Regions from separate parts of the Mus musculus genome. Here region 1 is linked to region 2. Evidence: chromatin contacts called from ENCODE Hi-C or POLR2A ChIA-PET data. All regions are on one chromosome and are shown on one strand. Each heading gives the region's core, a stretch centred on a gene start or an enhancer-like site at or near the end of the contact. The rest is flanking DNA. Distances are from core to core; before and after follow the strand shown. Region 1 holds the start of Sptssa (serine palmitoyltransferase, small subunit A). Region 2 holds the start of Egln3 (egl-9 family hypoxia-inducible factor 3).

Region 1 (2,700 bases), core at 68-2,567, 450 kb after region 2:
TTGAAAAGTTCCAATTAGGCATAAATTTAAATATAGATGTTATCTGACCTACAAAATCCAAAGAGCAAACTGAAGCTACAAATAAACGATTCGGAAAATCAGGCTTTCTTAATCCGGAGCCCCAAATATACATTCTGGTTATTAAACTTTAGGTTAGGAAATAATTGCTCACAGTAATAGTCTTGCAAGACGCTAAAATTTTTCAAGAGTCAGCTCCAAATAACCTCATGCTATTTCCACACCAGCACCCTTGAAAAAGCTTGCAAAGAAGCTCTACCTCAGTCCTAGGAACGCGTTTGTGAAGTTGTTCCTAACAAAGCTAAACCACAAGAAGCTGAGCGGATGAAATAAGCATGTGATGTGGTATATTCTTTTTATATTAAGGAAAGGAGAAGTGGAGCGTTAAAAGAATGAATTGCTAGTATTTCGTCGACACGGAAATCAGAGGATAGCGGCATAGACATTGGGCGAAAACAAACATCAGGCTTCACAACCTTGAGCTATTCGCTGGAGCTGTTAAAATTAGGCAAGATAACATACACACAAAGTGCTCAGCAAAGTCATCACTCAACAATTCTTAACCGGTGATAAACTAAACAACAAAGCACAGTTTGAAACCCCAGCAAAGTCTTTTCTGGGCACAGCTTGTACCTATGATGCAAAGAAGTCATAAATATAACACACTTTTAAAACTGCCATTTTGAAGCCCAAAAGGCCTTTCAGTAACTTACAAACTGCTTTCCAAAACTGTGTGGGAGTGTCAAGACCACGTACTCACAACCTGGTGAACTGGTTAGAGTTCTATCGCTCCAAATCAGGAATAGCTAAGGGTTAAAGACGCCCAAGCCCGGAGCGATTTGCAGCAACCCTGCCTCAAAGAATACTGAAGGATCAAAAGCAGGCGCGGCCGAAGCGGGACAAGGAAGCACCAGGGGAGACGTCGCCCTCCCGACTGCTTGCAGAAATCAGGATGCCTCCACCTTGGGCAGGGGAATTGCGTACAAGACCCGGATCTCCGCGGTTCCACCTCCCTTGACCCCAAGACACCCCCCCACCCCCTTCCAACCCGGCGCGCGCACCCCTCCACGCCCCAGCCAGGCCAGGACACACAGGATACTGAACACGGTTCGCTCCCAGGGCTCCAGCATGTAGAGCGCAGTGACCAGCAGGTACTGGTAGTAGAACCAGGACATCTGCTTCCATGCTCGCGCCAGCGCCATGCCCGCCATGCGCCTCCCGCGGTGTAGCAGCGTCAGGCGGGCCCGCGGCCCGCTCACCTCCTAAAGCCCCAGGCCTTGGGGCCCGCCCGCCACCACCCTGCGCCCATTGGTCCTGCCGAGCCTGCGCGTCACCGTGTACGCCCAACCCCGCGCGCACCCGAGCGGCCACCGCCGGCTCCTCCTGGCTTGCGCTTATTGGCCAAGCGGCCACTTCGTGTGCTCCTGTCCCGCCCCGCGCCTCGCCCGGAGCGAGCTCCCCAGCCCTGGGAAACGGTCTGGGTTTAAGTGCTAGTTCTGCATCTCCACGCGCACGCATGGCGGTTGCAAGACCGGCTTCAGTCCCCACTGGTGTCCATGCGAGATGGTGCCCTTAAGAGGCCGGATCCTTCAGACCAGCCCAGAAGGATTCCTTTAGAAACCAGTGTATGTAATCTCTCTCCTACCTCATGAATCCCTTCTGGGCCAAGAGATGATAGGGCTGGGTGAGAATGCTACTAAAGAGTCGGGCATGCAAATAAACAGTGCCTTGTGCAAGAGGGAATGCGGGGGTCAAAGAGAATGTGGATGCCAAATGACACCCAGCCAAGAAGATGTTGAAAACTGTAGAAGTAATATGTTCATCAGCTCTTCCCTTCCTCCGAGCACATGCGTGAAAACAGACCTATCTAGGATGCGCGCGCGAGTACACACACACACAACACACACACACACACACGCACTAGTATTCCCTAACCTAAAGACAAAAGAATTGGCCATAGACAGTTGCCAATATTTCTATGACTACACTTAGAAAACAACCATGTAGGTCACAATCAAGAGAAGTGCACTTGATCTAGTGGGTTCTAAAGACAGCTTGAGGTCAGCATGTGATCTGTCTCCTAAAGATTCACTCCTATGACCTGCAGCAGTACCGGCTGTATTCCACTCCTCTAAAGCCCATGCACTGTGTGCTTGTGAAATGACATAATTAAGTAGCCTGCAACTCACATGTCTAAAAGTTTCAAACCTGCTGCTTTAAGCTTTAAAACCTTTCCAGGTTGACAGGTATTAACTTAAATTCCTTATGCTCCTTACGAGCAAAGACCTTACAAACAACAATAGACTTGAGATCTGCTTTCACAAGGTGCCTAGTCATTTTATTTTATTTTATTTCGTCTTGTAGGTTACAGAACATCACGGAGGGAAGCCAAGCCAGGAACTCCAGGCAGGAGATTGAAGCAGAAACCACAGAGGAATACTGCTTAGGAGCATGCTCTTTCTGGCTTGCTCAACTTGCTTTCTTAAACGGCCCAGACCCCACTTGCCTAGCAATGGCACTGCCCACAGTAGGGAGGACACGCCCACCATAGACCAATCTCATGTTCCTCAGCTAAGGTTCCCTCTTCCCAAGTGATTCTAGTTTTTTGTGGAAATGAAAAACAAAAACAAAAATAACTTAACCAATATACAGGACCTCACTATGTAGTATAGGCTGGCCTCG
Region 2 (2,700 bases), core at 7-2,506:
AGTTTATAGGAAAAGAAAGGCGATGGCGTGGGGCTCAGCACTTGGGCTGAGGGGTCTATGAGAATTCTGAGCCCCAGGGCTCAAAGGCTGCAGCAGAAGTGGAGGACTTAACCTTGTCATACCGAACTCTTCCCTCCCACCCTACCTAACTCTACAAGCCAACTAACACAAGGCAAAAATTAGACTTGCCTCTAGTAGAGTTAAGAGTGCCTCTGGCTACTGTGAAGGGCAGTACCGGGTGGCTTTAAAGGAGGCACTTCGGATCATGGACATGCGTGTCGCAGTGTTTCCAATATCTTTTCCCTCCACCAGCCAGTTGTCCTTGCGGTCATCACCAAAACCAGGGCAATTCTTTCAGAGTCAGCAGAAGCTCATCATCACGAGACACCTGAGCCCCTTAACGTGGACTTTTGCTTAAGGGGTTAGGCCAGGAGGTGGAGGGGACGCAAGTAGGGCAGATAGGCAAGCTGACTTCTTGGTTAAAAACCAAAGTTCGCTGCACCCCAGCGAAGGCGACACAACACTCCGAATGAAGGCTTCCCGTCCCCTGCAGCGCAGCTGCGGCTGGGCACCCGCACGCATCCTACCTTGGACCGCTCCTTGACATAGTATTTGCCCAGCCGGCTCCCGCAGTACAGGACCAGCCGGTCGATGAGGGACAGGAGGAAGTTGATGGCCTCGCAGCCCTCCTCGTTGCCCCCGATCCACGTGATCTGGTCGCCTCGCAGGTGCCGCTTGGAGACGCCGGCGCACGGCCCGGCCAGCTGGCCGTCACGCAGGGCCCCGTTGTAGTGCAGCTGCTTGACTCGCTCCAGCACGCAGTCGCCCACCACCTCGCCTAGGAAGTTGTCCAGGTAGCAGAAGCCGACCTCGTGCAGACAGGGCACGATGTACTCCAGGGCGATCTTCTCCAGATCCAGCCTCATGATGTGTCCCAGAGGCATCTCGCCCACAGAGCCGAGGCCGGGGACCCCCAGGGTGCACGCACCCAGGGCTTTCCCAGCGCGAGCGCACAGCGAAGATGCGGAGAGCCGGGCCGGGGACTCTCCCACCTGCGGTGGTCACAGTCCCCGAGCCACTTTAGCTCCAGAGGCGGGGAAAGTTGCTCGAAACTCTGAAGAGAAGGGATCCCGGCTCTGGGACCGGCGGGAGCAGTGTAGGGCTCCGCCACCCAGCGCCGGACTGGCCCAGTGAGAAGTCGGAGGGCCCTTTTTGGAGATGCAGAGCCACCGCCGCGGCGGCCGTGGCCGGGGGAGGAACGAGAGAAAGCACCGCCTTGACCCCAACGTCATGGTCCCGCCCCCGGGACTGCCCTCCTCCGGGCTCTTCCTCTTGGACTGGTGCTGCGGAGCATCTGGGTGAGCTCCACTCTAGCTAACCTGTGTGTGACCCAAGAAAGGGCTGGATTTTTTTTTTTTAATGCTCTCGATTTGCATATTGATTTGCGTTAAATCCCCTAACAAACTTGAAAACCTGGATCTCACGTCTGAGATGCACATGAACAGTTTATTGCCACTTTCTGGGCTAGTCACCTCTCTGGTGACTATATTTCTTAAACATTAAGGTTTAAGCTCTACCTAGTGTCTTTCCTTCTTTCCTCTTCTGTTTGATTCGGGTCTGGCTGTTCCAACCCCTGTGAGAGAGAGAGGTGAATTTAATTTTAACCAAAACTGACTGATTCATTAACAAACATTCCCCTTGACCTCCCCCCACCCTGTGTGCCAGGCTGGTGTGTATCCCCTGAGAAGGGAGTGGAGGACAGAGAGATAGGGAGGCGCCCCGGGAAGGGAGAGCACTGCCAAATCCTGCAAATTTTTGTATTTTGTCCTGCGGGAGATGTTCATGCACCATTTATACTCAAGCTTTTTACTAAAAGGTTCTGAAATTCTCTCTCAAAATCACTCGCACTCTCCCCAAAAGATACACTGTGTTCCAGGTCTCTCTGGCTTCTACTACATGCAACTTGCACTAGAGCCCTAGGCCCTACCCAAAAGGCTTAATTATCTACTGTAAGGTGGTCTCTATACAGATTTCTGATGCCCTTTCCTTCCAAATGAGAGAGAGAGAAACAGAGACATCTAAGACAGAGGGAAAGAGAGACAAACACAGAGAGACAGAGAGACAGAGAGTCAGTTCACATCTTTGCACATTTAGATTTTCAGTTAAGTCAAATGAAAAACTGCACCGATTTTTCAAGCATCACTAATTTTGGACATAAAGTCCTTTTTGCTTTTATTCTCTTCCCAATAGCCCCTCTGCTCACCTTCTCTGAGGGGAGAAGTGGGGGTGCAGTTCATGTGAAGGAGAGGCAGAGGAGGAGAGAGTGCTGACAGACTGGGAAGAAGGCTGTATTGTAGTCAGTGAGGGCAAACAGGGCCTTGGGGAGTGGCAGTCAACCAGAGAGGGTGTAAGCAGCTTTGAAGAAACCTAACTAGCTCCATGGAGAACAGGGACCCTGTTAATGGCCTTGCTCAGTTGGCCTCTTCCATATGTCTGTCCAGGAGAAGGTGTATTTCCTTAGGGTAAAGGCTCAACTTCAAGAAGCTGTTGTCCAAAAGCCCATAGCAGCACTGGGGTGACAGGAGCCCATGTCCTTGAAACACTGATGCCAGCACATGATAGATGGTTGGAAAACAGTCTCCTGAGACACTGACATCTGAACCTGGGCCCTGCAATCACCAGCTGGGGTTTTAGACAGGA

What was found. A loop is a pair of places that touch in the nucleus more often than their neighbours do. ChIA-PET counts read pairs that join two places held with the same protein, here RNA polymerase II (POLR2A).
Region 1: a loop to region 2 is called in a map of T-helper 17 cell, with 2.1 times the contacts of the local background. The contact joins the promoter of Sptssa here to the promoter of Egln3 in region 2. A Hi-C loop is called at or near these places in 1 of 37 maps with a recorded cell type or tissue (T-helper 17 cell). POLR2A ChIA-PET finds 5 or more read pairs at or near these places in 1 of 5 experiments (embryonic stem cell).

The regions. Positions count from the first base shown.
Region 1 is chr12:54,655,255-54,657,954 of GRCm38, forward strand. Sptssa (serine palmitoyltransferase, small subunit A) reads right to left here and starts at 1,318. Exons shown (of 2, transcript NM_134054.2): 1 at 1,118-1,318. The coding sequence starts at 1,229.
Region 2 is chr12:54,202,618-54,205,317 of GRCm38, forward strand. Egln3 (egl-9 family hypoxia-inducible factor 3) reads right to left here and starts at 1,257. Exons shown (of 5, transcript NM_028133.2): 1 at 588-1,257. The coding sequence starts at 944.